2 separate regions of the Homo sapiens genome follow, and region 2 is linked to region 1. Evidence: read pairs that join two places in POLR2A ChIA-PET (ENCODE). Cell type or tissue: Panc1. All regions are shown on one strand.

What was found. Peaks named below come from ENCODE experiments on the same cell type or tissue, not always from the same donor. Only the 100,000 strongest peaks of a DNase experiment are listed, where the experiment ranks them.
Region 2: POLR2A ChIA-PET joins it to region 1 with 6 read pairs; 2 of 35 experiments call an interaction of 5 or more read pairs at or near these places.

What each region holds. Positions count from the first base shown.
Region 1 is chr3:178,061,770-178,064,269 of GRCh38, reverse strand. All of the region lies in intron 2 of LOC105374234 (a long non-coding RNA gene), which reads right to left. Among named protein-coding and RNA genes, the nearest start is that of LINC02015, 250 kb to the right of the region's middle. In Panc1, no CTCF peak of the experiment used is centred here; no DNase peak of the experiment used is centred here.
Region 2 is chr3:177,588,855-177,591,354 of GRCh38, reverse strand. The region is part of intron 2 of LINC00578 (long intergenic non-protein coding RNA 578); the gene reads right to left. Among named protein-coding and RNA genes, the nearest start is that of LINC00578, 150 kb to the right of the region's middle. RefSeq lists silencers at 1,208-1,408, 2,208-2,408. In Panc1, no CTCF peak of the experiment used is centred here; a DNase peak (open chromatin) is centred at 1,174; H3K27ac peaks cover 2,047 bases.

The DNA of each region.
Region 1 (2,500 bases):
CTTCCTTATTCTAATCTAAGTTGCTTATGCTTTATCAGCTTATTTTTTCTGAATCCAGTCAGAGAGAAATTGTCACCATCTTCAGAATATCCTTCCTCCTATAGGAAATTATGTTTTAAAACAGAAATGACTTAATTATTACTTTTTAACTGATATTTTATGAGGTGAATCTCTGATTCATCTGCTCAACTGATAGCACTTCATAGCCTTTAGTTTCCTTGGTCCTAGAAGAAGAAAACAGATGAATCAAAAGCCTAGGTAACTACTTTTAGCTTTTCCTCTTTTAATGAAAGGTGTTGAGTCACCTTTTCTTTGCCAATATTTCTGCATTCTTACTAGGACTTTGGTGGTGGGCAATATTTTGGTACTAATTGTATTGATGGGACATTTTTTATTTTGGAGAACATTCACTGTTAAGCAAGTATATGCCTTAACTTTTTGATTTCCTTCCAAAACACTTTTTTTCCTAAGGTTTTATGAGTCAATTGCCATTTCAAAAGGGAAATGACCAGGCCTAGAGCCATCCTTAAAAGTAAGACTGCATTCTTATTAAGTGGGATATGGTTGCACTGTCAGTTCCTGGGGTGTGTGAAACTCAGGGGCCAGCTGGCTGAGGAGCTCATCTTGACTGTCTGTATTTAACGAGTTACATCATGCTTCCTTCTTGGGAGGAAGCTGGCACAGCTATTCTCAAGAAGGCAAACATTAATCTCCTATCACCCATTTGGGTCCTAATAAAATTCACTTAACTGATCCTTGAAGCCATGTGCCATTCTCTAAAACACAATCAACTTTTCCCATTAGAGGGAAACTGATTTGGGTGCTTTTATTACGGAAAAAAAGCACAAGCCATTTATGTGCAAAAGCTTTTTTCTGTTTGTCTGTTATTTGCCTTCTACTTTTCTTTTTTAAAAACAACACAACCGTAATAAAAAATATTCTGCCCTGTTTTCTTACATTTATTGATGATGGTTGGTTATAATACAGTGCAGGAATGGCCTGAGGTGCAGCATCATAATGGGCAGACAGCATCACAATAACAAGCTGTGATCGGGGCCAAGATGGCCAACTAGAAGCAGTGGTGGTCAGAGGCTCCCACTGAAAAGAACTAAAACAGCTTGCGAATCCTGCACCAGCAACTAAGGTATCCAGGTTCTGTCATCAGGACTGACTAGGCAGCTGGTGAGACCCACTAAGAGAAAGGAAGAGCAGTGTGGTGTGGCGGCCCACCTGAGAGCCACAAGGGGCAGGGGATCCCCCATCCCCCAGCTAAGGGAGGTGTTAAGCAAGCATGCTACCCATCCTAGGTAACCGTGCTTTTTCCATGGAACTGTGCAACCCATGAATTGGAAGTCATCATCCTCAGCAAACTAATGCAGGAACAGAAAACCAAACATCCTATGTTCTCACTCATAAGTGGGAATTGAACATTGAGAATACATGGACACAGGGAGGGGAACAACACAAACGGAGGCCTGTCAGGGGGTGGGGGTACGAGGGGAGTAGAGCATCAGGACAAACAACTAATGCATGCGGGGCTTAAAACCTAGATGATGGGTAGAGAGGAGCAGCAAACCGGTATGACACACATATACCTATGTAACAAACCTGCATGTTCTGCACATGTATCCCAGGACTTAAAGTAAAATAATAAAAAATAACATAAAATAAAAATTAAAAATTAAAGTTGTGACCTAGCATGAAATAATTGTTGTGATTTCAAGTGGCTGTTTTTTAAGGCAGGAGATAGTTTATTGTTTTCCTTAGGCTATGAGCTAAAAATGGAACTGGGGGCTGATTTATAAAGATATAGAAGTCTAGCCTAGGAAATGCATCTTTTAATATCTATAACCAAAGAATAGCATTTTCTCTATGTCATCAGCATGACCTTAATTTAGCATGGCCATTCAGTGGTTGCCTCTAATTCCCACAATCTGGATGCAAGAAATAACAAAGTGTGTTTGGTTTTCAGCATCAGCAGGATGCTGATTAGGATCTATCTTGAAAACTAAGTGAAACAATAAATGAGTGTGGAAGTGCTTTGTAAACTGTCAAGTGTTATCCATATAAAAATTGCTTTTGTGATAAGCCAAACAAAATAAATACTAAATATATAAGGGAGCAAAATTCTACGTTTTCTCTAATGGAAAATAAGTCTTTGAAAACACAGACTTCTGCCATTATGTTCATTTGTGTAATTTTCCTCTCCTGAAAACCATGTCTTCTAATCCCTCTCCAACTTAATGTTGTTCAATGTACAAATGATGTTCGTTGAATGACTGCTTGAATTAATTCTGGCAAATATGAAGGATGATGCACTGAACAACCATCATCAGCACAATTTGTGCTCTGTGGTACTTCTCCACCCTATTGTGATGAATTGGAACAGAATCATCAGAGTACTCTCACCTGGGAACCATGTGACAAATAATTCAACAGCATAGACACCTGGCCAGGGCTCAAGTTATTTTGTACAAATTGACCAACTGAGTTGGCCTTT
Region 2 (2,500 bases), 470 kb after region 1:
CCAGGTGCCTATATATTGGAGGAGCAAAGAGAGGAGGGAGCTGGCCCACCACCCTGGGCCATCCCAAGGAAAGACTTAAAATATTAAAGTACCTAACTAGATTGACTTAGGACTGAACCGGTCATTGTGCCAGTGTGAATTCAGTTGCCCCCAGCAACCTCACTCCCATCCCTTTTATTCCCCTGCCCTTCCTTCTTTCCCTGGGGTTTTGCCACATCCTGAGCACTTTTAGATTCCTGTATGTGGATAATGTCCCAGGATGTGTGTATGTGGGGAATAATAGTGTTTATTTGGAACAAACAGATGGATGAAGCTGAGAGCATCAGAAGTGTCCAAGGGCAAACCACACCAACAGGAATTAGCACAGAAAGTCGTCTTGAAAAAACAACAGACTTAGAATCAGGAAACCAGGCCCTTCAGACCTCTCTCTTCCACTTAGCAGTTCTGTAGCCCAGGGCAAGTCAAGAAACTTTTCTCCATGTGTATTACCTCTACTCCAAAGGAGTAGGTTGGATTGTTTAATCCTGTGGCTCTCTTTCCAGGCTAATATTCTTTTTTTTTTTTTTTTTTTTTTTTTTTTGAGACAGAGTTTCACTCTCATTGCCCAGGCTGGAGTGCAATGGCACGATTTCAGCTCACCGCAACCTCCACCTCCCGGGTTCAAGTGATTCTCCTGCCTCAGCCTTCCAAGTAGCTGGGATTACAGGAGCCTGCCACCACGCCCAGCTAATTTTTGTATTTTTAGTAGAGACGAGGTTTCGCCACGTTGGCCAGGCTGGTCTAGAACTCCTGACCTCAGGTGATCCGCCCTCCTCGGACTCCCAAAGTGCTGGGATTACACGCGTGAGCCACCATGCCCGGCCTCTAATATTTTATGTTTTAAGGCAAATTCCATTTAAATATGGAGTAATAATAACAATTGAAAAGATCCAAGAGCCATGCAAATTTAAGTAAAAGACCAGAAAACTTGAACTAAGAGCTCAGGAGGTCCTTTGCCAAAATAGAGATAAGTACCAGGGAATAATGCAGGCAGCCAGGCTTGATCTCATCATCTGCCCTTAAGCATAGCAGCCTCAATCTTGGCCTCTCTACCTTCCCACCCACTCCCAGGACAACATCTGACCTCGACTACAAGGGAGACTTGGAATTTGCAACCTTATTACCTAGTAATGTGGCTAACCATTTCCAGAAATATAAATATCAAACACTTCATGACAGGTCAGAGTTGAGTCATTCAGGGAAAAAAGCACACAATAGCTGGTATGGGTAGGACCACAGGAAACTTTGATTGAGAAACCTGAAACCTTTTGTCTCTTTCATTCTCTGGGCCACTCATGGATTCAGAACAGAATTGTTCAAGCCTAGCCTTGAAGTAGAGAGGGGGGCGGGTAGCTAATTCTCCGCAGCTGCACTCAATTAAAGTGAGTCCGAGTAGCCTGGCAAAGAAGACTCAAACCCCCAAAGAAATTGCCCAATAAAAAGCCCTGGCCCTGAAAGCATTGATTTGAAGAGTTAGAGGGAAGCTCAGAATGATTTAGGACAGTCTTATTTCATAGATGAGAAAGAGCTATGGGTACCCAGAAATATACATTTTACCCCATCTCACTAAGCCTTAAAATATAAACTATCATTTATACTAAATCTGGAATCTTTTTTAATCTATAGCTTTGGTGCATAATTGGTGCTGTCTTTGTCACATATAGAGAAAGAAGAACTCCTGAATCATAGCAGCTAGTATTTCTATCACATTTTTCTCATTATAAAATATTCCCTTATAGAAACTACTTTTGAGCCTCACCAAAAACAAACAAACTCTATGAGGTAGGTAGTATAATTCTTCTTTAGGGATAAGAAAATTGTGGCCAACATTACACAAGCAGGACATTACAGAGCCAGGGTTTGAATGGAAGCCCAAATCTCAGATTATTTCTACTGCTCCACAGACCCTACCACAAAGTGAATAGCTCAGTTAACAAAGTAAAGACCACAAGAGTGTGTTAAACACGATTTACCGAGGTTAACACACAGCCAGTGCATACTGTCTGGCCAAATCACTTGTTTTCTGTCAGCATCCATTCTGATGAGGAAGAACTGGTTGCTAAATATCCTGAATATCAACCCCACTATTACCAGTCATCATGGTAGACTCATGCAAGGTAAATGAATAGGTAAGCAAGGCAAGTGAATACCCACTCACTGGGTCTTATCTCACCCCACCCAGCTGCAGATATCTAAAATTCCAGGCATCTGAACATCCGCTACCTGTTAAAGTGTTCTTTAATCACCTGCTAGGTATTGACACTTTATGATGAAGGAAGGATCTGAAAGCTGAGCTTTTGACAGGAAGGACAGAAAACACAAGGTTCCCAGGAACCGGAGGTGGGGACAAGAGGGAAAATTGACAAAGCAAGAAGAGACAGGGAAGACTTAGAGTAAAAAAGTGGAGCTCCCAGACAGGATACTAATGTTCACCGAATTCTTTTTTGGATGTCATTGTCAG